Linked DNA regions of Mus musculus: region 1 is linked to region 2. A link is a loop called in an ENCODE intact Hi-C map of the cell type or tissue named here. Cell type or tissue: heart. All regions are shown on one strand. Links, peaks and the distances in the headings refer to the core of each region. The heading gives the core; the rest is flanking DNA.

What was found. Peaks named below come from ENCODE experiments on the same cell type or tissue, not always from the same donor. Only the 100,000 strongest peaks of a DNase experiment are listed, where the experiment ranks them.
Region 1: a loop joins it to region 2, with 5 times the contacts of the local background. A loop is called at or near these places in 16 of 42 quality-filtered maps.

What each region holds. Positions count from the first base shown.
Region 1 is chr16:94,562,154-94,577,638 of GRCm38, reverse strand. Dyrk1a (dual-specificity tyrosine-(Y)-phosphorylation regulated kinase 1a) reads right to left here and starts at 7,433. Exons shown (of 12, transcript NM_007890.2): 1 at 7,105-7,433. In heart, for the core only: no CTCF peak of the experiment used is centred there; DNase peaks (open chromatin) are centred at 6,818 and 8,138; H3K4me3 peaks cover 4,757 bases; H3K27ac peaks cover 4,384 bases.
Region 2 is chr16:94,608,808-94,624,292 of GRCm38, reverse strand. Dyrk1a (dual-specificity tyrosine-(Y)-phosphorylation regulated kinase 1a) reads right to left here. Exons shown (of 12, transcript NM_007890.2): 2 at 12,789-12,874. The coding sequence starts at 12,798. Among named protein-coding and RNA genes, the nearest start is that of Dyrk1a, 46 kb to the right of the region's middle. In heart, for the core only: a CTCF peak has its summit at 6,984; a DNase peak (open chromatin) is centred at 5,572.

The DNA of each region.
Region 1 (15,485 bases), core at 3,510-11,509, 47 kb after region 2:
CAAATCCCAGCAACCACATAGTGGCTTACAACCATCTGTAATGGGCTCTGATACTCTCTTCTGGGGTGTCTGAAGAAAGTATAATATAAAATAAATAAATCTTTAAAAAAAAAAAAGCCAGGCCAGGTGATACAGGCCTATAACCCCAGCTACTCCAAAGGCTGAAGCAGGAAGATCTGAGTTCAAAGCCTTCCTGGAACACAGAGTGAACTCAAGGCTAAAGAAACACTAGTAAGTCCCTCCCAAACACTAGCAAGAGAAAGGACTGGACAACGTACCTCAGTGGCCTACAGGTGATATCCTTGGTTCAGGGTTCAGTCACACTCAAGCACACGCACAATACACACATACACACAGAGAGAGACACAAAGACACAGACACACAGACATACACACAGGTGGGGGGACAGACTGTCAGTTGATAAGTATAAAGTTTAAGTCAAAAAGCTGTTATGTTTAGTATATCTTTGATTCTTAAATGCATAGACACTACATACACACACAGATGTACAACTATAAACCCTAAAAACAAGACTAGGGATGTTGCGAAGTGTGCACAATACCCTGCGTCTGACTCCCCAGTGGAAGGGTCGTATCTAGCACACTTCTACAGCACAGCACATAGTAAACTTAATGCAGATGTAACTGTGCACAGGTAGAAAGCCTGTGAGTAATTACCACCTATGGGCCCATGAGAATGGGGACAGCATTCCATAGCTTTTAAATCAGAGTGTACATCCCTTGTCGATCTTTAAAGACTACAATTGCCTCTGTGATCAGAACTGCATTAGATACTTGCTATGCTGCTAAAATAGAAACCCTCCATGCTAGAAAGGCACACACTAAGGAGACAGGGATACTTTCTCTGTCTAGTACAGAACCCCAGAAGGTCCTACATGGGATGACCCCCAAAAGCGTTACCACACCCCAGAAACTATAAGACACCAACTTTAACCCCAGAGAAGTCTCTCCGAACCCTACCCATGACAATCCCACCAAGTGAAGCTGTCAGACACCATGTTTGCTCAGGAAAAAGTACATGGGACATACTCTTCCTCCCATTTCAACAGTCTCCTATTAGTGCGGGTGCTGACCTCTGATTCCTATGACAGCCAGCTGAATGACAGAAATAGCGTTAACCTGATAATAGGGAGGATAGTCCTCTGAGCCTATTTCCATTTTAACTTAGAGAAGCTAATGGAGTGAGTTCCAACAAGTGAAAACTGTAAGCAACCAGAAAAGAAGCAAAGTAACAATTCAGGGACACAAGCCTTGTGTTCATCTAATCACGGCAAGGTCTCACTCACCAACCCATCCACTCCAGCACCACCACTAGAGTCCTGCTACTAAACATACCTTACAAAAACCTCAATTCTTACCTCTAAATATTCCTCTAATGTGGACTATTTTTCTGTGAGGCTAAAAGGAAATTAGTCACACCAAGCATTCCCTAGGAATGAGCTCCTTGCATGAAGAGTGCTGTCTCTGAGACTGACAGACACCTGTAAATGTGGATGCCCCATAAACCCTTGTCCTCTAGTCCATCCACAAAGAACAAACAAGGAGTCGGAAGAGCCCCAGCTAGCGCAGCCCGTTCTAGTGCAGTTCAGGCACCCGGTCTCTCTGCACTCCTCCTCTGTAAGGTGAGATGAATCAAGTCCCTCAGAGCTCTTCTCAGATGTCTGTGCTGCAACAGGATGACCAGAGTCCTTATAAACAAAGCTCCTTCCAGGGGTCATCGAAAACTACACAAAAATGCCTGAGCCTGGGAATTCCAAAACCCTGCCAAGTTCTCCAGAGGAGAGCAGGTCAGCCTGCCCAGGTCCCACTACATCTACCACCTGCTAAAAGAAAGGCTGGGGCTCCCCTTCCCTCACAGCCAGGACTCCAGGGAGGAGGCGTCAGCTAATGACTGTCTCCTAAGTCACTGCTAGCATCTTTCAGCACTAGTGACTCTCAGACACTGAAAGCCCCAAGACCCAAGTGTTGCTCTAGCTGTCAGTGTTAGTCCAGTACTCAATGTTGGTCTAGCACTACCCTGCTGGGCCACACATACTATTGGGACAGAGCAGACTATTAAGAGGAAATCCAAAAGTTTACATTTTACTATTTACATGATATAATCACTATATAACTATAACTATATAAAATTGTTCTGGGGCTGGGCGGTGGTGGCACAAGCCTTTAAGCCCAGCACTTGGGAGGCAGAGGCAGGCAGATTTCTGAGTTCGAGGCCAGCCTGCTCTACAAAGTGAGTTCCAGGACAGCCAGGGCTACACAGAGAAACCCTGTCTCGAAAAACCAAAAAAAAAAAAAAAAAAAAGTTTATTTCTCTCAGAAAACAGTGTCAGTAAAATATTAGGCCCCACTACAAAAAAAAAAAATTGTACAAATTCATTCTTCTCACCAGACTACAGATAGATAGATAGATAGATAGATAGATAGATAGAAAGAAAGAAAACAGAAAAACAGATCCAACAATATATCTGGGCAATCTGAGTTTTCACTATAGCACAAAGCTTAATGGCCAATACTGAACAGTGACTGTTCAATAAACTGCCTTATTTCCAGAGATTTCTTCCAAAATATTTAGAAGTGAACAAGTAATGTTTAATTTTCCTTCATTCCACCTATCTATAGAAGCAAATTCTCAGCCAAATAAACAGCCACCCTTCCAAAGGCCACAAATCCCAGCCTCCTGTGCAGCTAAGTATGGTCACATGACTAGATCTGACCACTAGCACATGTGTGGGGAAGACCCTGTTGTCCAATGGAGAGGAGACAGACAGATATTAAAGGACTAAGTGTATATAAATCAGTTGTGACTCACCCTACAACCATCAGCAATAAAGGTTGTGGAAGGAGAAAGCCCTGCTTGGCTCTAGTGGGGAAGCTGAGGGAGAATGCTTGCCTCATGTGTGTAAAGTCCTAGATTTAACTTTGTGCACAGCTAAGGGGGAGAGGGGCCAGGGGGTGGGGACAGGAAAGGCACCCCTGAGGTAATGATGCAGAGGAAGAAGAGTGAGTGTGTCTGAAAAGGTGACAGGGAAGAGCAGAGAAGTATCATCTGCACAGCAACATGACAGCTGCCAACCTGCTGTCACAGGGGAGGACACCCATGCTGAGCCTGAGTCCTGAGATCACGCCCTAGAAGTACTTGAGGAGCCTCAAGGACTCTGAACCCGGTGTCTCAAAGCTCTTGGAGAAATGGAAGGCAGTGTCAGCAACCCATCCAGACACACCCAAGACACAGCCTTAGCCATAAATCCCACTAAATATCTCTAAGTAAAAAAATCAACTGATCACTGAAATTGTTTTGTTTTTTTCAACTTTAAAAAAAAAAAAAGGAAGAAAAAAAGCTAGGGGTTGTGTGACTATGACAATGTTGTTTAAAGAAGAGTTGATGCCTTCCTTCTCTACGCTGGTTTCATACCACTTCAAACCATCACAGCAGGTTCCCACCAAGCAAAGTGTCTCAATTATGAGATTTCCATTTTGTATGATGAAATGACTCATCAAGACATGACTTTTACATGACTCCTGCATATCACACACACACACACACATATCCCTAGTCAAAAAGTATTTCTTGTCAAATTTTAGTTTATTAACAATAATAACATACATAAAAAATCATCCTTGAGAAAAATGGCATCTCTTCAGAACTAACTGCCAAGAATCCAGCATGGCTCCTTGTCAGCACAAATCTGCCTTGGTAGACCCACAGCAGGTTAGATGTCCAACGTTAGGTTTGTCTCTCAACCAAGAACTGTAACTCACTACAGAATGCTCAAATGAGAATTTCAAAGCCAAAATATAACTTTAAAAAGCATAGCTGTTTAATACAATGTACTTCCAAGTCAAATTTTGTTTTTATATGTCAATATGAACTAAAATTTTAAAAATAACACTTGCCTGCACTAGCTAATGTGAACCTTTATTTTAGTTACATGAAACCTGCATTCAACTCTCACGTACCCAACAGAAGACTTTACACTCAACAGCTTAACATTATGAAGTTGAGGTGAAGCATAATTTCAAAAGATTCCTTCATTTAGGGACAACTTTAGGTAACTTAAAATAATTTAATAAGTTTTTCCAAGTAATTAAACACCAATTTTTAATCCCCATATTTTGTAATCCCACCCTATGCGAGCACTGGGTTATGAGTTCCCACAGACTGTCTTGCCATCAAACATGACAATGGGTAGGACAGCACAGGGTCCCTGCCTTCAGAAGACATACCACTCCATACACTACTACTCTGGTCCTACAGCTGTGACAGGCAAACTGTGAAGTTACAGGTGACCCTGTCTGTTATGTCCAAGCAAGAGATCTGTTCCCAAGTCGAAAGTAGACAAGTACAAATGGAGGAAACCCACCAAAACACTCAACACAAAATAGAGTGTTAGGGCCAAGTTACTGTCTAGAAATACCACAGAATTCTTAAAACTAACAGCTGCAAGTGCTGAGCCATGTTCTTGACAGACTTTCTGGAAACTTGTGGTGTTTGCTGGGTCTGAGGGCTAAGCTCCTTCTTGAGAGGTAGAAGAGAAGTTACTGGGAAGAGGGACACTGGCTGGCAGGTGCGAACAAGAGCATCCCCAAGTAGCAAGAGATTCAGAAATGAAGCCCTCCCTCCCTCCCGCCCTCCCTCTAGGAGTCCAACTATGTATACTATGTAGCTATGTCCTGCAGTACAAAATGATTCTTGGTCATCCAAGATTCTATACAAAATTTCTTTCTGGAACAGACATTTGCCAACCATAAACTCTGTAACATCTCTGTGCTATTTAAATTTCTATTAAAAATGGTTTAAAGTAATACCCAAAGTAAACACATACAGTATTTCTTTCCTTGACAGTTACATAATAACACCCATGACAGAATTCATGCCATGTCTGAAACAAGCCATCTTAGCTTTACCCTCAGTCACTGCACTGCACAGCACAGACTTGTCACACTGTCAGTCACTCCCATCTGTGAGTCACAAGCACAGGAGTCCAGCCACGAAGAAAACTCAGTGACAGAGTAGAACTCTCAAGTGAGACTTCTCTAGCCAAGGGTCTTTTTGACTATCCATGTTCTCGTGAATGGTATTTTATTTTTCAACTCCTAGCACATAGCAGTGGCATAGCACAGAGCATAGAGGTTACAATTTTAACAGGTCACACACCAAAGTGTCTTCAAGAAGCTCCACTGGCTCAGTCAGTCAGTTTCCTATCCTTACAGATAACAACCATCCCTTCAACTCTGCTCCTTCAAAAGACAACAAAATCTTCATCATCCACCAGGAATACAAAATGTGTGTCCTTGCCTTACAGACACAGGAGCAGCCCTTCTAGAACAATTTCTGAGCTTATGCCTCTCTGAGGTAAATACAAACTTTCTGTTGCCATTTTTACAGAGTACCTGGTATAGACGCTGACAAGAGTTTTAACTTTTTGGACAGTACCACAGACACCACCGCCGTGCTAGGGCAGAAGCTCCGAAGGGCAGGGTGCTGTAAGACAAGCACCCTGAAAATCCACATATGCAAATAAATCTTCTTAACCACTATTCCTCTGAAACCTTGACAAGTGAAATTTGAGCTCCTGTCTCCCACTTACAGTCTATTTAAAAATGTAATTCTTTAAGACAATTAAAAAAAATTTAACAAACAAAAAGTAAGATAATTCCACTACATTAACATCTCAAATCAAAATACCTAATAGTTATTCTTAACGTGCAAAGTACAGTGTCAAAAGAGAAATGTAAGTATTTAAATAAAAAATAACTTCACACCAAACTTTATGACTTATCAATACGCAAAAAGAACTCTACACTGTAACAGTTAAACGCAAAGAACAAAATGCACCAGTGGTTTCAATTCTTCCACTGAAAAACAGACTAGTTTACCTGGGGGGGGGGGGGCATGACAAGTTTCATTACAGGGGCTCATCTAAACTGTACTTCTGCAAACCCTAAATTAACTCTACCAAAACCTGTACCCAAACAGTCTAGGTTACAGCCCTGAGTCATCATACAGTACTTAATAATAAGTTAGGAGCCAATGAACAGAAAGCCAGGCTAACAACTGACATAGGCCTCCTGGAGTACTGGCTGTATGACCTTGGACTAGTCACTGCCCACCTCTAGGCTCAGTCTGCTCATCTGTAAAATGGGCAGCATTTCCAACTGGGAGGTTATTCGAGGTAATATATAAAAGGCCTTGCACTAATCTATGAGTGTGCAAACAGTTACAAGGAATATTTTCTTGGGATTTGGCAGAACTCAAGAAGCAAACGATGCTGCACCTCGACGACAGGAGTCACATAATCTAGGGCTGGGCAAAGACAAGACAAGTCATTGGAGTCACTGACTCACGAATTTTGCCATTTTTAACTATTTCGGGGTAGGGAGGGGCCTCTAGCTTAGTGCTGATATTCAGCAGCTCTGGGGCCTCTGGAGCCTGAGTGGGTCTGAGCCTATAAATAGATGTTGAAGTTTTGAGGCGATACACAGGTCTCCATTCTAATTCCAGTCTCCTCCCGCTGCTATGCAGGTCACCCCGGCCCCTCCGGTGCCCTGGGTGGCCCGCGCTCGCGGCCCGACTTCCGAGCACACCAGGTCCCCAGGCCCGAGCGCGGGCCCACTGGGCCTCGCAGGCAGCAGGCTGCCGACCTTCGCCGGCCCGGCCCGGCCGGGCCTTGCGTCCTCGCCTCCCGGCCGCCAGCCCCATTTTCTGATCCCGTGCATTGTCCTTGCCCAGAACCCCGGCGCTCCGCACGCCGGTGGGGACCGAGAGGAGGGACGAGGGAGGAGCTGGGGGCAGAGGATGAGGAGGAAGAGGAGGAGGAGGAGGAGAACAGCCTCCTCCCCTGCGCCCGGGCAGCCAGTGGAGGTCTGGCGCCGGCCCGGCCCGAGGCAGCGGGTCCCACCCGCCGCAACTTTCCTCGGGGACGAGGCCTTCTTCCCCGGGCCCCGGGCCGCCCGCCCGCCCGCCCGCTCGCTCCTAAGATGGCAGGTCCCTCCCTCCCTCCGCTTGAGGCCTGGCGAGCCCGGCTCGCAGGCCCCGAGAAGCCGCGCGCTGGGCCGCGCCGCGCCGGGCGGGGCGGACACTCACCGGGACGATGGCGGGGCGCTCGCGCCGCTCCCTCCGGTGAGTCTCAGCCTCGAGCTCCCGCGCCGCGCTCCCGCCGCGGCCTCCGCAGCCAGCGCCGCCCCGGCCGCCTCTCTCCGCCCCCGGCGTCCCGGCTCCGCGCCGCAGCCGCGCTGGCTCAGGGTCCGTCGGGCTGGCGGGGCCGGCGGCGCCCGCGGCCGGGGAGGCAGGCGACAGCCCCTCCCCGGCAAATACCGCAGTCCCCGGGCCCCCGAGTGTCGGCGGCGGGGCCCGGCCCGGCCCGGTGCGGAGGGCGGCGGCGGCGGCGAGGCCGGGCGCCGAGTGGCGGCCGCTGCCGGCCGCTTCTTCCCGACGAGGATTTTTGTAAATCTCACAAAATGGCGCGCGCTCCGAAGCTGCGCAGCGAGCAGCGCCGGGGCCCGAGCGGCGGCGGCGGCGGCGGCGGCTCCGCCAGGAGAGCCCGGACCGCCCGCCCCCGATCCCGCACAGACACTCGCGCACACTCACCGCGCGCACACTCGCCCTCGCACACGCTCCCTCACACTCACACCGGTCCCGCCCGCTCGCCGGCGGCGGCGGCGGCGGCAGCGGCAGCGGCACCAACAGCAGCAGCAGGAACAGCAGCACAAGCGGCGGCGGCGGTGGCGCCCGCACCCCCGCTCGGGGAGTCCGCTTTCTCAGCCCGACCTGGGCCGCGATCGGCAGCAGCGACGGCAGCAGTCTCCCCGGATCCCCCCGCCGCGGTTGCCGCCGCCACCCCCGCCTCACTCCAATGGGGCTTTTTATTATTATTCGGGCGGGAAGCGAAAGGGTTTAAAAAAAAACCAACCAACAAAATGGCGACGGACCGACCCGGTCGCTATAGCAACTGTCAATCAAAACGCAAAACCCCGGCTGACGTGCTGACGTCCTCCGCCCGCCCCTCCCGGCCCCAAGCCGGCGGGCGGGGCCTGTTGCTCGGGTAACGGCAGATTCCGTTCCCTCCTTCCCCTCTCTCCTCCGTCCCCCAGCCAACCACCCAACCCCCCTCAGGTCACGTGAAGGATAAATTCGGAGCTCGGGCCCGCTATGAGTGTCAGAGGAGGGCGCGTGATTCGCTCGGGGGAGGGGAGTGGAGGGAAGGGAAGGGAAGGGACGGGGGCGAGGCGGTGGCCTGCCGGTGCGCGAGCGAGCGAGCGAGCGCCTGCCGCCTCGCGGCCGCCTCGCCCCGCCCCCGCGCTCGCTCCCACGCCGACTGCGGCCGGGCCAGCGCGCGCCCCCGTGGCGCAGCGCGCTCCCGCGCCGCGAGCCCGCAGCCCCGCCCGCGCGGCCCGGGAAGGAAGGGAAGCGGAGGGCAAGCCGCCCACCTCGCGGCCCTGGGAGGCCGCCGTCGCGAGCCCCTATCCCGACCGGGCCCGCGCAGGCCTGGACGATCGCTGGCGTCCGGCTCACCTCCGGAATTACGCCCGCGGCTGCAGGCGCGCGGCCGCCACCTTACTCGGACCGTGCCCGCGCGCGGGCCGCGCAGAAACTTTCCAGGCTGGGCACGCTCCCGGGCGCCGGTTCCCCGGCTTCTCCATCGGAATGCCCAGCCAGCGCCAACCCCAGGGCTTTCGGAGGGGGTTGGGGGGGGGGGTTGTTTTTTGTTTTTTTTTTTATTGTTACCTGTCCTAAGTCACCTCGGTTTCCCGATTCTTAAATTTGCCCACTTGGCCTTAACCGTCGAATCTTCACCGGAATTCTGCCTTTCGGTTTTTTTGTTTTGTTTTTTATTCTACTGTCTTCCGCCTGGCTAAATACTGCTGGGTGTCCTCTCGGGCCATTGACACTGAAGTCCCCTGTGCTGGCTACTTTGTAATTAGGAGACAGCTACTGGCTAAAATTGTATTTTGTACCTATTCTAAAATAATGGCGTTAGCTAGTAGCTTAAAAGGATATACATAAAGATATTTTCGTGTGTAAGTATATACACTGTTGCACACCAAAAGTAACTGGATTTATTTCTACACATGGTTTTTACCATAGTGGTGTTGACGTTTTGCTTAAGCTCTTTGCAACAGATGCAGTCTTATAAACAAATGTAAAAACACCAGTCAATACTGGTCTCTGTGCAGTATGATCCTAGGAAACACTTGGCTTCGGTGATTTCCAACAAACCTCCTATAGTTAGCACACCACTGATATACTAAAGCACCTATTCAACTTACAAAAAAGGGGGGGGGGGCAAAAACTAAAGTAAATTAGGGCACAGGAAGGAAAGTAAGTTGCTTTAGACTGCCTCGGATATAAAACATTTCCAGCGTCTGACAAACATACGTTTGGCTGCCCTGTTGATATAATTTAATTAAAGTCCACAAACAATGTAATTAATCTGAAGAAACTGAAGTGTCCAAGAGTGTCCCTTACACAGAAGTTAGTACCAGGTCCTTCCCAAACACAAGCTTTCTCCAGTTCCTCCTCCTGCCTCACCTCCAGGCTTCTCACCCCATTGACCAGATATTCTTTTCCAGCACAACGCTAAAAACTAAAATCCCCATCAAATGTTTGAAAGCTGGTAAAGGGGAAACCTGGGTAACACTGGCCATCTATGACAGGGTGTCAAGGAAGAGCTCAAGCTGGAAGCCACTCCGTGTGAGGCAAAGTCTGAAGGCTGTGCACACTCGAGCTTAGGCAGTGTTGATCCCTGTATCTAAGAGACGGACCCCTCTCCCAAACCCGTACCATGGCAGCCTTACCTGACACCAGTCAATGAGTTGTCATGTCTGGGCTGGGAATGCTATCAAGTATTGGATATGGATGTCACCTATAAAGTGGCCTGCACATTTATGGCCTGTGACAACCAAGGGACGCAGTGGCCTCTGGAAGAAGCACCAACTAGTTGTGCCTGGATACAGAAATTAAAACTTTGGTTTTACGTGAGAATCCTACCTGAGAACATGGAAAAGCAAAGACAATCCCCCTAGCCTCAGTCACTGCCGTCCAGCCTGCTCTAGAGCACCCAGTCCCCGCAGAAAATGACCCAGCCCATTCTACAGAGAGAAGACAGGTGACTAGTGACACCCTGGTGTGACACTACCTGTGAGCAGTGAGGACAGGATTCAAATCCAAGTGTATTTGCAACTCAGTGTTCCCACCACACCAAAGTGTTGTAAATCTTCACAGAGGTCATCAAGTCAAAAAATGAGGTCTTTGGGCTGGATCCAGATTCGAAATGACCAATGTCCTTAAAGCAAGCTGGACATAGAGACACAACAAACCAGTGGCAAGGGACGGAAAACCAAGGAAAATTGGAGACTACTGAACCCTGGCCAAGGACAGATGTATCCCGGCTGTCCAGTCTGCACCTCCTTTGTGATAGAGACCCAGTTGAGGTGCCAACAAGGTTTTTCCTGGCTCCTGCATCCCGTTTAGTGATCATCTCAGTGCTGCACTATTTTAAACCCATTAGGTTGAGTAGGTGGAACCTGGCTGGGAATTAAACCACCTCTGCCCCTCAGGTGAGGCAAGAAGGGGAACAATTCACAATTCAGCCCTGGACAGTGCCAGGCCTGCAAGCCAAGCCCCTCCCCCTCGGTCCCCACAGACTGGGGCTGATGGAGTAACGTGTGGTACGTGACAGCATACTGTTCAGACGCAGTCCATCGGTGTATATAAAACAAAGGAAGATGAAGGCCTTATAGAAACTGACATAGATAATAGGATGTGAAGCTAATAGCTCTCTGCATCTGAGGGAAAAACAAACAAACAAACAAAAAAACCCTAAAAACTGTACAGCCATTTAAACAATGTAACAATGTGAAAGAGTCACGGTGTAAACAGCACTCGGAGGTTGTTGCCAGAGCTGCTGGATCAAAACCTGGGCTCTTAAATCCTAACACATTAAGATGACAGACAGTAAGCCAGGTGTGGTGGCTCACACCTTTGATCCCAGCACTTGGGAGGCAGAGGCAGGCGGATTTCTGATTTTGAAGCCAGCCTGGTCTACAAAGTGAGGTCCAGGATAGCCAGGGCTACACAGAGAAACCCTGTCTCGATAAAACAAAACAAAACAAAACAAAACAAACAAACAAAAAAAAAAAAAAACAGACAGACAGTAGTGAGTATGCAGAGATTTATTCAACTTAGCTACACCAGGAAGAGAGGAACGGGAGGCCCGGTGGATAGAGGTCAAGAACTAAGCTCAGTTAAGCAGGTACTGCCCGTGCTGTCCCAGCCAACATAAACAAACTCTAAGCTCCTCTCTTGTGCAAGGTGGTCTAACAAGTTGTCAGACGGTATGAAATCTCTTCCTCTCCGCCAGGTTCCTCTTCTGACAGACACTGAGACCCGTTCCTTCACCCAGCCTGCAACTCCTGGGGAAATTCCAATTCCTTCGGGTGCATTGTGTGATAGGCAGTGGGAAAAATTGCATTTCCTCCTGCCGGCAAAGCTTACAAGACTGCCCAGGGAAGTCCTTGTACTGTCTTCATGGCAACTAACATATTCTTCCAGGCTTTCCTAGGGAAATGTGTGGGGTCCTCACTCTACGCACGCACTGAGTGTCCTTTTTTACTGCTTGTAAAAATGATAATCTTTTTATAAACCTCCTGAGGACCTATGGGCAGGTAATGATTTCTGGGGGGGGGAGGGGGGGAGAAGTTCTCTTCAGTGGTATAACCACTGGTAAATTACCCATACTCTTCCAGTAAATAGTCTCTCACCCATGCTCCTGCAGACAACTTCAGTCAAACCTATTGGGTGCCCCCCAAATATGATTACTGGATATCTGCATTCCCTGCGTATCTGGTGAACACTTCGGAAGGCAGGAAGACAGGTTTCTTCATGTTGACTTCTTTGCTGCTAAAAAGGAGAAAGAAAGAAATGAAGCACGTGTTGTTAAGGCCACCTCATGGATACCAAAAGCTTGCACTCAGCAAGCCAGCCAGTCTCACTGCGGCTGCCTACTTCTTCTCCCAGCGTATCCCAAAGCAAGTCCTCCCGACTTCCTCCCTGCTTCTCTCAGCCATGGTCCTGAACAAATTGCTGGGCCAGCACCTCAGACTGCTTCATGCCCAGATATGGCTCAAACAATTCCCTGGGCTTGAAAGCGATACTGATTGATTTCCTTCTCAGCCTGTAGGTATGTTTGCCAGGACTATTTCATAAATTATCATTAACAGTTTCTTTCCCCGAGACTTTTTTTTTTTAAAGATTTATTTATTTATTATATGTAAGTACACTGTAGCTGTCTTCAGACACTCCAGAAGAGGGCATCAGATCTTGTTACAGATGGTTGTGAGCCACCATGTGGTTGCTGGGATTTGAACTCCGGACCTTTGGAAGAGCAGTCAGGTGCTCTTACCCACTGAGCCATCACACCAGCCCCTTTCCCCGAGACTTTAAGAAAAAAATAAATAAATAGAAAATCTGAAGTTTCAACAAGAAGAGAACACACCTCAACAAAGAGGACGGTGAAATCAGGTGCCTGAGAGCTGTCCCCAGATGTCTGCAGGACACTGTTTCACACCTGTGTGCACAGGTACACACACAGAGACAGAGAGACAGAGAAATACATGCTCTGTCTCTTTCTAATAGTAAGGTTTTTTAATTTAGTATTTAAAGAAAATATGAAAAGTGTGTTAGGTTGCCATACGTGGTTTCTACTGTTTGAGAACATTCTGCCCCTGCACTATGATTTTGGCAACACTTAGGAAGAAACGAAGTCCTCATAGGTCCACACCTGTCTCCAGTCCCAGTTGTTACAACTGACCAGTTGAAGCAAGTTGGGGAGGAAAGGGTTTACTTGGCTCACACTTCCACATCATTGCTCATCACCAAAGGAAGTCAGGACAGAAACCCAAACAGGGTCTACTGACTTGCTCCTCATGGCTTGCTCCTCATGGCTTGCTCAACCTGCTTTCCTAGAGAACCCAGGACCACGGACCCAGGGGATGGCTCTGCCCACAGTGGACTGGGCTCTCCCCTATTAACACTAACTAAAAAAATTCCCTCTAGGATTGCCTACAGCCTGATCATAGAGAGGACTTTTCTTAATTGAGGTTGCTTCCTCTCTGGTGGCTCCAGCTTGTGTCAAGTTGACACAAAATTATCCAACACAACTGACCCCTTGTCGACTTGACACACAGATACATCACTGTGAAGCCACAAGTCTTCCCTTCTCTCCCCTTCCCAAGATCTCACGTTGAAAATACACTCTAGAGATCCCACAGTCTAACAAACTCAAGCCCAGTAAAGTCCGATCTCTTTAATAGATCCAAAATCTCTTAAAAGTTCAAAATCTTTCAGCTGTGGACTCCTATCAAAATCAAAATCAAGTTAAATACTTTCTCACTCCAAGAGGGAAGAACAAGGAAGGGCACAGTCACATCTGAACAAAGCAAAAAAAAAAAAAAAAAAAAATCCAATTAGTGTAAATAACTCAATGTCCAATTATCTGGAATTCACTCATGATCTTCCAGGCTCCTCCAAGGGGTTTGGGTCACTTCTCCAGCTCTGCCCTCTACAGCACTCAGCTTGTTTTCTAGGCTCTGGCTGGCTCCACTCCACAGCTGCTGCTGGTCTTGGTGGTCATTCCATAGTATTAGCGTCTCCAAAACTGCTGGAGTACCTTGCTGCAACTGGGCTGGCTACATTTTCACCAATAACCGTTCCTGGGCTCTCTTCAGGGATTGCAGCCTGGCCACCTAGTGCCAAGCCCCAGCCACTCTTTACGACACCTTCGTGCCTTCAAAACCAGGACCACCTGGGTGATTCTTACACTGCCACACTCAGCAGCCAGCAGGAGGTACAACTTCAGCCATCTCTGGAACACAGCTCCTGTGTGCCAACTGAAAAACACTCACCAGAAGATTTCACCTCAGTGATACTGGTCTCCTCTTAATCACAGCGAATTCTTCAAACCCCAGCTAACCAACATCCATTGTTCCAGTAATTCCACTCTCTTATTAACCACAGCCGACTCTTCAGCCCCAGCTGACCAGACATTACAGGTTCTTGACACAAACGGCCCAGAAGAGTCTTTGCTTCCTTCTGAAACTTCCAAACGCAGGCATCCGTCTTTCACTGCTTTCAAGCTTCTGATCCTCCAAAGTCCTACAGGACATCCCTCTGAGCTGTCAACACTCAGTGCTTTTCTAGACAAATTTCCAAAGTCCTTCCACAGTCCTCCTCAAAACAGTCAGGTCTGTGACAGCAACACCCCACTATGCTGGCACCACTTGCCTTAGGGTTTCTATCCCTGCAATGAAGCACTGTGACCAAAGGAAAGGTGGGGAGGAAAGGGCTCATCTGGCTTACACTTTCTTTTTCTTTTTTTTTAAAGATTTATTTATTATTATATCTAAGTACACTGTCGCTGTCTTCAGACGCACCAGAAGAGGGTGCCAGATCTCACTGCAGATGGTTGTGAGTCACCATGTGATTGCTGGGAATTGAACTCAGGACCTTTGGAAGAGCAATCAGTGCTCTTAACCACTGAGCCATCTCTCCAGCCCTGGCTTACACTTTCATGTCATTGTTAATCTTCAAAGGAAGTCAGGACAGAAACTCAAGCAGGGCAGAAACCTGGAGGCAGGAGCTGACATAGAGGCTGTGGAGGCATGCTGCTTACTGGCTTGCACTCCATGGCTTGCTCAGCCTGCTTTATTATAGATCCTAGGACTACCTGCCCAGGATGACACCACCCACAGTGGGCTGGGCCCTTCCCATCAATCACTAATTAAGAAAATGTTCTACAGGTTTGCCTATAGTCTAATCCTATGAAGTCATTTTCTTCATTGAGGTTCCTTCCTCTCAGAAGACTTTAGCTTCTGTCAAGTTGACATAAAACCAGCCAGCACAACACCTAAGCAATAATTTCCCCAAATTAGCAGGTCGAAGGGGAATGCCCCCAATGAGGCTGACGAACAATTCATTGTTAGGTAGGAGGCTCAGACGGGCAAACCCTTGTCAGCCTCCAAAGTTTCAGAAATACAACAGTTCTCGCCAGTGCCCTTTGTCTGGGCTGTGTCATTTAAGTGTGGAGGGGATGCTGCTCTCAGCTGTACACTGACCAGCATTTCCAATGGTTTCCCTGTTTTGCTTTAAGTCAATACTGTAGCAGTGGCGTTACCACCTGACTATGTTACATTTACAGCTCCATTTCTAACCTATACATTCTTTAAGGGACAAGGATACCTCCCTCTCTCTCCCTCTCTCTCCCTCCCCACCCCCAGTAACTGGGGATTAGAACCCAGGACTTCCATGCATGCTAGGCAAATGCTGTATCACTGAACTACATCTCCAGCCCATCGATTCTGGGTTTTCACCTTTATTTCACACGGGCATATCTGGCATGTTATAAGTACTGTTTTGTATTTGTGTCTGCCCATGTACGTGTGCTCGGGTTGTCGTTTGTGTATGCTAAA
Region 2 (15,485 bases), core at 3,431-11,430:
AAACAAAAAACAAAAACAAAACAAAACAAAACAAAATAACCACCTGACCACACTACAAGGAGGGAATTACTCCACTTTTAATTATCAGCCATGTTTTAAAATTACTATATGTGGCACATCTGTTTTAAAAGAAAAATTTACAATAAATTCCTTGTAGATGATTTGTAATTTGTAGAATTGTGTCTTAGGTTTCTAGTCCTGTGATACGTGACCAAAAGCAATCTGAATAAGAAGACGTTTGCTTGGCTTACAGATCTCATCATCCAAACAAATAATAGTTCTTGATATACAGAAAAGTTAACACAAGAACCTGGAGGCAGGAGCTAAAGCAGAGACCACGGAGGAACTCTGCTTGCTGGCTTGCTTAAAATGCTATCTTCTACAACAGCACGCCCACAGTGGGCTGGAGCTCACACCTCAGCCATCAATCAAGACAATGCCCTACAGACTTGCCTATAAGCCAATCTGATGATGGCATTTTCTCAATGAAGGTTCATCTTCCCAGATAACTCTACTGTATGCCCAGCTGACAAAAACCAATCAGGCCAAAATGATAATAAAACTACTAGTCTCTCTAACACCGAGCCACTGGGAACATGGATCTCTACACTTTCCTTGAAGTCTAGGTAAAAGACAGGGTAAATCTTTGACAAAAGTGAAATCTTCCATTTTATCTTTTAAGGGATTATCGACATCAGGTTTCTTGGTATGGGTTTTCTGTTTTATTTGTTGAATTAAAATTTAAAACATTTTAAACAATAGTCAAATCTATAATATTTTCTAAAAACATAAAGCATAAACGCAAAATTATTTTCAGAAACAAGCATATTATTTCAATTCAGTCAAGCATTTAAATCACTGTTAATAATGCAAACTCTGATTTGACTATTTAAGAAAACATGTTCCTGTTTCAAACAGTGATTATTTCTACGAACAAAAGCCAAACTGAGGCCGGGCGATGGTGGCGCACGCCTTTAATCCAAGCGCTCAGGAGGCAGAGGCAGGCGAATTTCTGAGTTCGAGGCCAGCCTGGTCTACAGAGTGAGTTCCAGGACAGCCAGGGATACACAGAGAAACCCTGTCTCGAAGAAAACAAAAAAACAAAAACAAAACAAAACAAAAAACAAAAAGCCAAACTGGCAAGCTACTGTACCTTATCACATCAAAAAATAGTTATAAAGCCTCAGGGATTCCCTCTGCCCCCAACCCACCCCAAAAAGTTTACTGTATAGCCCTGGCTGTCTTGGAACTCACAGAGATCTACCTACCTCTGCCTCCCAAGTGTTGGGATTAAAGGCATACTCCAGCACTGGCCAGCTGCTTAGAGATCTCTTTACATGAGAAAATATATTAGGGAAAATAAAATGTCATCACCATCAACAGATTGCTAATGGTTTTATTCTAATTTGTTCAACAGACCTGTAAACCTGTTATGTTCAGCTGTTATTGCGGGACCTTATCCATTCCAGGAAAAAGAAAGAAAGAGCATAAAGCTCCCAGGCAGTGTGGCGCCATGAAAACAACCGGCAGGTAAATACCCAGGGGAACAAGTAACCCAGCATGCGGTCAGAAGCAGGTCAGCCCAGCCTGTGTGCCAGCGTGAGACCTGGTGTGAGCTAACAAGAGAAAATAGGCTACTACATAAATAATAAACAAATAATAGTTCTTGATATACAGTAATGGTTCAATGCATATAGAGCAAGTGATAACACAGCCACCAAACAGTAAGACCATACACTCTGTATGTGAGGGGCATGGGTGAACTCTTTATATCCAAGTCCAGCCTGAACTGAAATGGTTCTTAATGGAACACATCCAACTGGTGTAGCGTGATTACAGGTGCACCAGGACATAAGAACTTATGAGATCAGCAAGTGTACAAGTCACAAATGTTACTTTTATGCTCATACAATGTATTCCAGATGATAAGTTTAAAGTAAAACAGCAACAAGCAGCAGCTTCCCCTCAAGAAGATAAGGAATTTACAGTCACAAAGATGGTTCACTTTATGAAGCCAGGCATAGCATCAAGTATTTATTTTAAGTATATGTCAACTAAAAATTCTCATAACTCAAAATATCTTTGTTTTATTCATTCCAAAATGAATGCCAAAAAAGCAGTTCAAGTGCATTGGCATTCAAAACAACATGCTAACTTTTCAGCTTTGTTCCAAAAAGTCTTCACCCAGTCATTTTTTTGCCTTATAAACCCTCAATTAATAAATCGGCATTCCAATCCCAAGCCACAGGTACGGGCACAAGCACAGAGCTCGGGCTGAGGGAGCAGAGCTTCAGTGCCTGCCGAGTACACAGCAGTCCATGCAAACTTCACTGCTAATGTGACAGCTACAGTTTATCAAAAACTCCCAGTTACGTACATGACATGATTTTGAACTGGAAACATGAAGAATAAAATGTAGAGCACTATATGTAATTTGACAAGATCTATCAGTTTCTCATACAAACAAGAAATTTAAGGTGACTCAGACAAGGATACTATTTGGTAGGATGGAACTGGGGGGATGGTGATTAAAGAGTATCTTTTGTGGGGCTATGGGGGGGGAGAAATTTAAGAAACTGCTAGCCCCATATGTGAATAGGTAGCACAGGGCCTACTGGGAGGGGCCATAAAAACCATTAATTAATACAGGGCCCTCCCTCCCTAGGTGGTGCTCTCAGGGACTGTGCACTGCTGAGCCTGGGTCACTGTTACATTATTCTGTCAGTGTCAACTTTCGCACTCTGGTTTCCATGGCTATCACTGCATGGTTTTACTATTCCTACACCGAATCCTGTCTATTTCTTTTGTTTCTTATGTGTCTGAGGGACACATATGGCCTAAGAATTCCCCACAGAAAAACAATAAAAACCTGCCCCACCTGCATCTAAATTGAAGTGACACTCTTTTACTCCTTGTCAATAACTACATGGCAGTCAAGACTTTATTTCTTCTCTCTGAACAAACTCCCCATCCTGTTCCTCTCTACAGCAGAGAATGGAAGCCTGTGCTGTAATATCCGAAATGAATTCAAGACCACCCAGTACATTCCCCCTTCGAAAAGGACTTTCCAAACTGTACTAGCAGGCCAAGTGCAGGGCCAGATAAGGAAGCTGGCTGACTAAACAAATGTAAAAACATAGTTTTAGCAGTCAAAATGATTAAACCTGCAGCTACCAAAATAATATTAGCTATTCTCAAAGAAATAACCATAACAAGATTAGCAATTCTCCTGCCCCCCACCCCACACTGAATTCTGACAAAGACCTTGTTGCGAGAATCCCCGACATCCCCCTGACGTTAATAGCTGTGACGTTAATAGCTGTGACGTTAATAGCTGTGACGTTAATAGCTGTGACGTTAATAGCTGATTCATAAGTTCAAAATGTACTATTACTTTGCTGACCAAATCATAATAACCCACGTTGGGGGCAAGCAAAGTGAGGGACTAGGCCAAAGGGTTACTGAGTCACTATACAAACCAACCAATGCCTGAAAGGGTTACTTGCTACACCAATGAGAACCTTGTTGCTCAAATCTGCCCCTTACAAAGGTATAAAAAGTGTGTTCTTTCTCTGTTTTGGGTCTCTCCTCTGGCCTGTGTGATGAAAGAGGAGTCCCCAACATGTTGGATCAATAAAAATCCTCATGCATTTTGCAGCAATGGCGGCGGTCTCTGTGATCCTGTGAGTAAGGGTCTTTTGATAAACTCCAACAGTGCCTCATTCTGGACTGTTTCCTTTTGTGCACTGAACTTCTTCCCCTTGTAGATGTCTTTTCCACATGTCTTACACCTCATGTTGAAGGGGGCCATCAGCCATACCACATACTGCCGGTCCTTGGGTAACTTGAGTTTTGGGATCTTTGATGGGTCAAAGTCAGGTGGGTAGTATTTAAAACTTTCTGTTCCGACATCTCTGCTTCCTGTTCAACAAACAAGTGAAGAAGCTGTTCTCTTAGTCCTCGCAGAGTTTCTCTGATTACGGTAATTCTGCTTAGTCTGTAGTCCAACGAATAATGGGCAGCTGTGGATAGGAAGTCCAATCGTCTACCAGTTACTCAGTCCCTCAAGGCTACTTGTTTCAGCTGGTAGATTCCAACAGATGTGCTGGCAAGTAAATGCAAGCAGAAGAATTCTTGAGTGAATCTTCCTTCTTCCAATGACCTCATGTAGGTCTCCAGCAAAAGGTGTGGCCCAGGTTAAAGGTGTGTACCACCATGCCTGGATCTGTGACTTGCTTTGTCCCAGATGACCTTGAACTCAGAGATCTCCTTGCCTTAGTCTTCTGGGATTCATAGCCACTGTGCCTCAAGATCTCCGTGCCAAGATCCAGGTCAGAAGCTTCTATCTCCCAGCCTCAAGATCAGGATCACAGGTGAGCCTTCCAATTCTGGATTGCAGTTCATTCTGGATGTACTCAAGTTGACAACCAGGAATAGCCACTATACCCCCTGATACACAGGCAAAACTGTTCCACTTCAGGAAATATCCTTGCATTATTCTTGTTGCTGTATGATGAAACTTCTCTGCCTTTCTTCAGTAACTATTACTTTCTCTGGAATGTTTAGGGTATATACTTTGAAATTTAGTTTTGTTGAGTTGTAACATTTTTCTGCATGCAATTAACTACCTGCTTATCTAAAGAAATTTTCATTCTAAAGTTCAAACCTCTTTTTTGCACCATTTATTTATTCGAGGCAGGGACTTTTTCATCTGTTTCCCTGACACAGGGTACCGTGCATCCCAGGTTGGCTGAGGATGACAGGCTTCTGGCCCTCTGCTCTTCTTGCCTGCTCCTCCAAGTGCTCCAGCACAGCTCGGCTGGCCTGCTGGGCACAGCGCAGCGCAGCCTCACTCACAATGAGCAGTCACTCTGTCAACTCACCTAAACCTCCAGCACCTAGGTGGGGGTTTTCCCTCTTTTCTTTCCTCCATCAATCCTACAGATTCTCTGGGCTTTCTCTAAGACATCAGGTCAGCAGGCATTTTTTTCTGCTGTGTTTTTTTTAACTATCTACGTAATGCTCTGTTATTCAGTTTTTCCTTTTTAAACGGTTTTAAAGATTATTTTTATTTTATTTTATATATATGAGTGTTTTGTCTGCATGTATGTATGTATGTATGTATACCATGTATGTGCCTGATGTCCATGTAGGTTCTGGAATTACAGTTAAAGTGATTGTGAGCTGTCGTGTGGGTGTTGTGGGCTGCAGCCAATTCATTATGTGCTCTTAAGCACTAAGCATCTCTGCAGTCAGCATGACAGCTAGCATCGATAAATCCAGCACTTCACATACCAAGGCTGAAGATTTGGGGTTCCAAGCCATCCTGAGCTTGGATGCAATCAAAAACCTACGTCAAAATAACAATAACAACAACAACAACAACAAAAGCAGCAGCAACAAAGGTGGCAGTGCCGACGCTGACCTCTACACCAGTGAGGAATCTGCATACTTGTCTGATAATCTTTGCGAAAACGGTAAATCTATACAGCGTTATATAAAATGTACTGCTATGAGGGAACAGCGAGATGGCTCAGTGAGTGCAAACCATCTGAGTTTGATCCCTGCATCCCACAAGGTGGCAGTAGAGAACCTACTCCTGACCGCTGTCCTCTGACCTCCACACAGCAGACGTAAAACACTCCCGGGAGGCTGGGATTCTGTCCTCAGGAAGCATTCTCTCTCTCTCCTGTTCTCAGGAAGGAGGTCAAAATATAGATTAAAATAAATAAGATCTCCTGTATTTTCATCTTCCCCAATTTTCCTTTCTTTTGTCCAAGATGATTCCACAACTGCTCAATTGGAGTCTATTTACAATAGTCTCTGCTTTGGCCAGAAAGGCAGCTTTAACTGGTTTTGGGAATCAGGAAACGCATACACACTTTGTTGGCTTCTCTGATATTCTCAGACTCGCATGATATGCTTCTGTGGGAGTCTTTGCTGGTAAACTTGGAACTCTTGGGATTCTTATTAAGCCCACTGTGCTTCCTTTCTTCTGCACAAACCCTGATACCACACCACTGTGATAGTTACTACATTGCTCCTACCCACTTCTCTCTACTGTTTTCCACCAAGTATCGTAGATGCGTTTATGGCATTGGAGGTTTTACCCATCTAGGTGTTTTCTGCCCACTTTTAGAGGAAAAAGGAAGTACCTATGTTAAGCTGTAACTCTGTAGAACCCTCACAGTATTTTGTATGTGTATGTGCATATTCATGTGTGTCTGGTGCCTACCAAGGCCAGATGAAGTGCCAGATCCACTAGAACTGGAGCTCTGGGTGGGAATCACACCAGTGCCTTCTCAAAGAGCGGACTCACTTCGCCAGGCCCTCACTCTCTTAGGTGTACAATGGGCTGGTCGGTATTTGTCAACTTGATACAACCAGACATATCTGAGAAGAGGGGATGCTAATATAGAAAATGCCTCTGTAAGACTGGTCTAAAAGACCAATCTGTGGAGTACTGTCTTGATTACTGACTGAAGGAGGGGGACCTAGCCCACTGTGGGTGGGGCCACCCCTAGGGAGGTCATCCTGGATGGCTTAAGAAAGCAAACTAAACAAGTACAGCAGCAAGCACATTTCACCACTGCTTCTGCTTCAGGTGGTTCCTGACTTCCTTCATTGATAGACTACGATGTGAAACTGTAAGCTAAAATAAGCTCATTCCTCCCCAAGCTCCTTTTGGTCATCATATTTTATCACAAAAAAAAGAAGACACCTAACTAGACAGACATTTACAAATTGGCCTTAAAATAAAAATAAAACGCTATAAGGACCAGTAAAATGGAATTTCCCCAAAACCCACACTGTAGTGAAGAACTGGCTAAGGCACGTGATCTTCTGACGTCCACGGGCACACTGTGGCAGAAGAGCATACCCACACATAGATAACGTCATTTTAAACATGTAATGAAAGTAAACATCTGCTTTTTTCTAAATTTAGTAGAGGTCTTACTACGTGTCTGTGTTCAGATATTTTTAAAGATTTATTTATTATATGTAAGTACACTGTAGCTGTCTTCAGACACACCAGAAGAGGGCGTCAGATCTCATTACAGATGGTTGTGAGCCACCATGTGGTTGCTGGGATTTGAACTCAGGACCTTTGGAAGAGCAGTCAGAGCTCTTAACCACTGATCCATATCTCCAGCCCTCATATTTTTATTTTATACTATATTTCATAAAAAACTTTATACTGTGTATGCACATGACACAATCAGCATTGCTTCTGCTTAGAAAATAAAAGCTAAAATCACAAAACAAGACCTGAAAAGAAATGGCAAATAATGAGGACCAGACCCTGAAGAGTGCATGCAGCAGACCATGAGAGCGGCTTGTGCATGAACTCTGGTAAGATGGCAGCTCTCCTGGAGACCCTGCAGACACACGTGGAGCAAAGGGTTCTAAGCACAGCCCTGGCCTGTAACGCAGGAAAAGGAGCCGCCATGACTTTTCACCTTCTGTGTATCTGAAACAGCTGAGCAGACGCTGCACCTCATGCTCCAGACAGTGCTCTCCCTGCCAACCCGATACAGCACTCCCTGCAACAACACTGCCACCAGAGACCCCAGGAAAGCCTAATGCTGGAAAGTGAGAGCTTATGTGACTTACATTAGTGAGAGCTTTAGAGTGTTCCAAATCACATGACCTGAGCTACATGCTCTTCAATACCTGTTAGTCATTTGTAAAACTGAGAATATTAATTTAAAAAACAGCTGGAGGCTGCAGAGTTAGCTCAGTGGTTAAGAACACTTGTTTTTCTTGCACAGGGCCCAGATTTGATTCCCAGCACCCAAATAGTGGTTCACAACCACCTGTAACTCCAGTCCCAGGGGATCCAATGTCCTCTTCTGTCCTCTGAACTGACCAGGCATACAGATGGTACAGAGGCACACATGCAGGCAGAACACTCATACATATGAAATAAATCTAAAGAACAGCTAAGCATGGTGACAAATATGTAATTCCGGAACTCCAAAGGCAGAGGCAGGGGAGGGGTGGGAAGGGGATGTCTGTGAGTACTAGACCAATCCTGGTCTACAAATGACGTTCCAGATGGCTAGGGCTATATAACAAAACAACCCTGACCCAAAAAGGTGGGGTAGGGGGAAACTGTGAATAAGCAATATCGAACTTAAACTAGGAAATGCACATGATAAATAAAAAAGGTTCAAAGAAGCACATGCCACAACTAATCCATCCCTAAGACCATTTAAGTTATTTCCAAGTAATCTAGACCTACCCACGTGACAAAGTTGGTGAGATTTGGTTTGTCTGCTATGTATTGTAATGCTAAATTCTATACCCAAAGATCTAGGCTTGCGAGGGAGTTCTCATGCTTACAATTTTTTGTTTTGATTTAAAACTATTAGTTAAATAAAATTGGCCATAGCCAATTACTGGGGTTACTAGAGGTAGGTGAGTTTGGAGTGACCTGGCGGGGGGGAGAGAGAGGAAGGAGGAGGAGGGAAAAGGACAGGGTAGAAGGAGGAAGCCGCCATGAGGGGAGAGGAACCATGAGCACAGGGCCAGGAGAAACAACAAGTGTCTGGGATTCACTGCTGGGGAGGTAGCCAGGCCAGCAGTTAGAAGAGAACATTAGAGGTTACCCCCCTAGTAATTGTCAAAAGCCAAATAAAATAGCTATAGTCTGAGTCTCATTTATTTATAAGCTAGTCAGGGATAAGCTTAAATTGGTTGTACCTCACAAAGTGACAGTAGGTCACTCAATGATGGGACAGTAGTCAATAGTAACATCAAACGCATGCTACCCAAGCTCACCATCATAAATGTATTCAATATGATCTCAACTGACACTGGCAGAGGCTGGGAGGAGGGGGTGCACTGGGGGAGGGGGGGAGACGGGACACAGGGACTGATGGGAATGTGCCATAGTTCAAAAGACAGAAGACAGTTCTGTTGTTATGATCATGACCAAAGCAACTTAGGAGGAAAGAGTCACTCCCAGGTCACTTGATCACTGAGAGAAGTCAGAGCAGGAGCTCAAGAGAAGAACTGAAGCAGAAGCCATGGAAGAGTGCTGCCTGCTCAACCTGCTTTCTTTCCTGTAGAATCCAGGAAGCTCAGAGTGAGGCCGATCTCAGCTACAAGACACCCTGTTTTGCAGGGAGGTGGTGTAAAATGGGGCATGCGCTCTGAAACTACTTCAAATGATCTCTTAGGGGTGTGGGTGTGGTCACAGCAGCAAATAATCAACATCAGGTGTCTTCTACTGGCCTCTACCCCCCCCACACACACACACACACGAAAGAAGGAAAGGAAAGGAAAGGAAAGGAAAGGAAAGGAAAGGAAAGGAAAGGAAAGGAAAGGAAAGGAAAGGAAAGGAAAGGACAGGACAGGACAGGACAGGACAGGACAGGACAGGACAGGACAGGACAGGACAGGACAGGACAGGACTGATTCAGCTGGGCTGGGTGGAAAATAAGTTCTAGAAATCTTCCTGTCTCCATTTGCCCAGGGCTGGGAAAGCAAGCACCTTGCCAAATGAAGCATTCCTCCACCACCACTACAATTTTCTAAGTGACTAGCATGTCACTATTAATGTGCTTTTTAAAAACAAACATACAAACAAACAAAAAACTACTTTGATAAAGAAATCCGTTAAAACAGAGCAGAACCAACTGTCATAAGGAACAAGTTTTCCAAAATAATGATCTATAGGATGTAAATGAGTAAAAATCAAAATATAAAGGGTATCCTTTGATAACACACACTGAAGTCTGCTGGCCTCACGGGCTCCTTCGGCAAGAGGCTTTGTTAACGTGCACCAGGACTCTGAGAAGTTTGCTTCCTTCCAGCCCCATATCTAAGGAATGATCCAGTATCCAAATCAACTCAATGTGGTTACTTGTAGGCCCTTGGATTACAAGTGCCCCCAAGTGGGATGTTACATCCTATCATTAAAATGTTTTCTGAATGGGAAGAAGGAGTTATGTAGGAGAGACAACCAGGAGGCAGTCACTTGAGTCTAAAGCTGGCAGTCGGGATGAGTACACCGAAACCAAACAGACATCTGCAAGTGAGGGACTGGGTGATTCAGTGGGTAAAGGAACCTGCAGTCCTGAATTCAATCTCAGGACCCATATGGAGGACAGAGAGAACTGACTTCCACAGTAGGCACACTGAGGCACACACAACTAAGTAAAAACCGTTGAGAACATCCATTTAGTTTACACTCATGCCCACTGTCAGCCTTACCCACTGGGACACTTCATTGACCCTAGACTCATCTTTGTAACATGGGCACTGAGCTGTCGGATGAAGCCTGAGAACATGCTATTTTTGCTGTAGGTTTGAACTCAATGGGTAAATGCTAAAATGTATGACACACACCCATTCCATGACTTATGTTCTTATACCCCTTTGCTCTAAAGGAAATATGACCCTAAATACATACCCAGTTAGAGGCACAACACCTATTACAGTACCTGTTTCAAAACAAGTTTTAGCCAAATAAATGTTTTACATGTATTCTTCCAAACTTCAAAAGAAATGGACTACTTAATTCCAAGTTCTGGTTCCATTTAACACAACAAAAGGAGCCTGACTTTACCATGTATGGCACAGGCAACCAGAACACACCTGTGCTGGAGACACACAGGTTTGACTGGCTTAGTGTTCAATAACTCTTTCCTTGTCTCTTTCTTCCTTTCTCCTCAGCCTCACTGGAATATAACTAAAAAACAAGTGTACAAACCTATGGTATACTGCATGATACGTTATGTATGTATACAACAGCAAAGTAATTACAAAACAGAAAAAAAAAATCAAGAAGATTAACACAGCCATCACCTCACATAGTTGCCATGAAAACCATGGGATGGGCAAATAAGTTACCATTCCACTTAACCAACACTACAAGGCCAGTCCATGAGCCAGGGGCAAGCAGAATTCACTTTCAAATATGTGTAGACACTGCATAAATCTTCATTTAAAAACTCCTCATAAGCTTATATGTGTTGTATCATCTAAAGTATAAGCACATGTGTGTTATATTAGAGGAAAGGAGCATATTAATTGATCAGGGAGCTGTTGATTTTTTTGATCAAAAAACAATTAGTTTTCAAACTGTGAATGAGAAATATACCAACAATGTAAACAATAAAACAATAAAAAGCTTTCTGGGTTATTTCTTTTGTAAGGCAATATAACTCAGTAAGTTCCAAAAAGCCAAAAGACTGGTTTATATCACAAATCTAAGTCCATAGAATTCTCTTGTACCGCAATACAACAAGTAAATTGTGTATCTTATTAAAGCAAGATTTACTCTCCAGTTATTTGATTCCACTGAGACCATAAAGCTTTTAAGACAAACAGTAACTTGGAAACGCACTGTATCTTTGATTATTTACAAACTGAAAACCTCATGGAAGAACACCTCTGCCATCTGTAAGTCACAGGTACCTAGGGAACGACCAGAGCCACTCTGCTCTCCTGCCCTCCACTGCAGAGCAGACCATGTGTGCTAGGCACAGCCCGGGTGCTATCGACTGCAGCCAAGGGTCCATCTAGGAACCAACAGTGCTGGCTGACAAACCCTTCATGCAACAAAAGGCCAAGTTTATAAAGCTAAAGGCAGCGTTTCTGTAAACACTCCTGTTGATTCTTCCTTGATGACGGCTGAGGCGCTCAGCGTTAGTACCTAGGTGATTTAGCAGCCAACCACTGGGGACAATGTATCCCCAGAACACTGGCAATAGTGTGTGTGTCTAGGCAAACACATGTGGGAAGTCTGCATGCTCATGTGACAAGTACCTCAGAGAAAATGAACAGTCCCTCATGTAAATACATGTTAACTTGCTTTCCCACACCATATAATTTATAAATGTTGTATTCAACTACATTTTGTCAATGAAAAAATGACATCTAAAATTTCATTCTAAAACAAAAGAGAAAATTATTGGACCACAAAAAATAAAAATCAGCACCAGTTCTACCAATTAATACCGGACACCAAAACAAGGCTTCCTTCCAGTGAAAAATCATTCTCAGATATTAATTTACAATACAATGGAATAAAAATTCACATGTACCAGTAAAGATAACTTCATTTTGTAAAATGTCTCCCATCTACCGGATTTACCATGATTGTCACATCTTACCCACTGGCTACTGTCTTTTTTAGAGTCTAATAGACACAGCCACCCTGGTAATGGAGGGGCCTCTGCCTTCTCAATACCAATAAGATGCCTTAGTTAACTATGAAGTAAGAAACATAAGCCTCAGACAACACCATACTCTTTTCCATCAAGAAACTCAAATGCCACGGGGATGAAAGAGGCAGGAAACTACATTAACAATAATATAGGGAGAAAAGGAACACAAAATACAACCTCCACAGCCAGCACGTCTGCAACGGACGCAGTGCTGTGCTAACCATAACCACTCTTACTTGTCGGGCTGAAATCATCTTAACACGCATTCCCATGGAAGATCTGTTACGTTCTCACAGGAATACAGGGAGACATATATTTAACCACTAGAGTAAATGCTATTAATTTTTAAAACAAATTATTTCAACTTTAAAAGTATGAGCCAGCTTTTAAAAGTTCAACTACTAGGAATTACTCTTACTGTTCACATCACTATTAAAACTGAGTATGAAACTGAGACCCAGATTCACTTTCAGTATCTTCCACCTCTGCATACTTGCCTAAGTAATTCCCGCCACTCAATGTTATCTGAAGTCCCCCCCAGGTACACTCTCAGTGGTCCCCACATTGTCTTACAGCCATAGCTCTACTGTATTTCAAAACTTGAGTCACCTGTATGCATCGTCTTCTTTCAAGTCTCATATCATCCTGATGGGGTGGGGGAAGGGAGGGAAGAGTCCAGCGGCAAAACTATAACACTGTGTGAAGAAAAACAAATTACGATAAGATATGATGGTGTAAGACAATTTCCCCTAACTGAGGAGTATCTAATATAACTACAACCCCAAAACACTGATAAATTATTTCAAATTTGTCAATTTAAATTACTAACATTTACACGTATTTAAATAATCTCTATTCACTTAGAGCAAATGAAAATATATGTAGACATTTATTGTGGAAAAGAAAAAAAGTTTTAAAATGTGCCTATGACCAATACACATTTCAGGCATTTCTAGGCATCAAGTAAGCATGAAACTGTCAAGTTTTATATAATTTATCTAAGGAAATAAACTGCTTTTTATGATCTTATACAATTTGCACAAACCATAAGAATTTTAGTTCACTTTTCACAGTGATTATCAAGGCCTAGGTAATAAAAATTACCTGTAGGAAAGACTGCGTATAAGATACCATACTGTTTGTAGATAAAGTTCAGAGACATTTTTCACATACTACCATAAACCCCTCCCTTGTTCTCCAACTGGTCCACCTCACTTTTCTCACAGCCCCTCCTGTTTATTACTTCCACTTCAGGGCTGCTGAGCCCACCATGATGGCTGATACAAAACTGAGGACAATCTCACAGCTAGCAAGCAAGAATACAAGAAGAATAGTAACAAGAGAGAAGCAAAGGCAAATAGGCTATAATGTAACTTTCAAAAAAATTATTTTTAAGCTATACTATGAAATTCAGTGAGCATTCCAAAGAAAGCAGTTGTTTATGTTGGTCAAGCTGAATGAATGAATGAATGAATGAATGAATGAATAGATGAATACATAAATAAACAGAAAGACAGACAGATGATAGGCAGGCAGGCAGGTGGGGAGGGGGGTGAAGGCGCAAAACTTGGTGATTCCTAAGATAGTTGAGCTTACATACTAACCTTTAAAAAAAGTTTTCAATGTAAATTCTTTAATGATGGGGGCTGGAGAGATGGCTCAGTGGTTAAGAGCACTGCCTGTTTCTCCAGAGGTCCTGAGTTCAATTCCCAGCAGCCATATGGTGGCTCACAACCATCTGTAATGAGACCTGATGCCCCCTTCTGGTGTGTTTGAAGATAGCTACAGTGTACTCATATATGTAAAATATATAAATCTTTAAAAAAAAAGAAACTTTAATGATTTATTTTTATTTTGTGTGCATCTTTTTGTCTGTGTGAGAGTGCCGGATCCCTTGGAACTTAAGATACAGACAGTGGGAAGCTGCCATATAATTGAACCTGAGTCCTCTAGAAGACCAGCCAGTGGTCTTGACCACATAAAAGTTTTTGGTTTTGTTGGTTTTGTTTCTTTTTAAAGAAAGTAACCTGCAAAGGAACAAACCAACAAACACAAAGATCTTGGTAGTCATGGGTATTACAGACTGTAAGAAAGAAAAGACAAAACCTATGTAAGCTAAATCATCTAGGCAATCTCTCTTCTGTCCTTCTGTCCTTCTGTTCTACTGTCTGCATTCCAAGCCCTGTGATTCCCTACACTTTACATAACAGCATCCTCCCAAGCATCTCCTTTCTCCAACTTATTCTATACTCAAGTCACCCCAAAAGTAGTCCATTTCAGATAAGCCACCAAAAAAGTAAAAAACAAAAACAAAAACAAAAACAAATCTAGACTAAAACAGCTGCATCAACGACTATAACAGAGCTCTACTATTTATAGCTTATTACTAGAAATCCAAATAGTGCTACAAAATAATAAGAAAACTAAGCCCTTCAGCAAGTGATATATATCAGAGATCTCCATTATTTATTATTGCCAAATATTTTGTTCTTTAATTATTCCTCCTACTTCTGAACGTTTGAGTTCCAGCTCTGCCCTCCTAACAGAAGTAACTTTCACTCTACCGGGTAAGCGATCTGCTTTGGACAGGGACTGAAATTTGTGGATTATTTTTAAATTGCAAACTGCCTGTTCTGAAGTCACTGCCTCTATTCCTGACCTCCTGCTAGAGGACAGCCATTTCGGATGAGTCACCAAGTGCATGAAGAGGCGAGTCCATGAGCAATAAAGGAACCATCATGACAGTTTTGCTTTTAAAACAACGGAACCAGTGCCATTAGGTACGTCTGTTTACTTCATGCCATCTTTGCTTCAGTAATGTCTGTCTCCTGGCATGGATACTAAGAACTACAGACAAAGTATCAATTCAGTCTCTAGCTCTGAGCCATAGAAACAGCTGTATTCATCTCTGCTTCATACTATTTGCCTGTAACATTCATACTGCTACTTACAAACTGAATGGTCTCAACTAAACAGGTGACAGCAAAGTCCTCAAAAGACTGGATCAAACAAGCTCTCAGTATTCTTTTGATTTTCTTACTTTTTTAATGTTTGATGTGTGTGTGTGTTGCCTGCATGTGTATCTGTGCATCATGTGCATGTCTTGTGCCGGGAGGCCAGAAGAGGTTACATACAGCAAGTTGTGAGCTACTATATGGGTGCTGGGAATTGAACCTGGATCCTCTGTAAGAACATCCATCAAGTGCTCTTAACTGCTGAGTCATCTTTCCAGCCTCCAGTATTCTTTTTATTAAAATACTCAGTGCTGATTTAAATAATGAAAGGTAAAATAAAATTTTGACACCT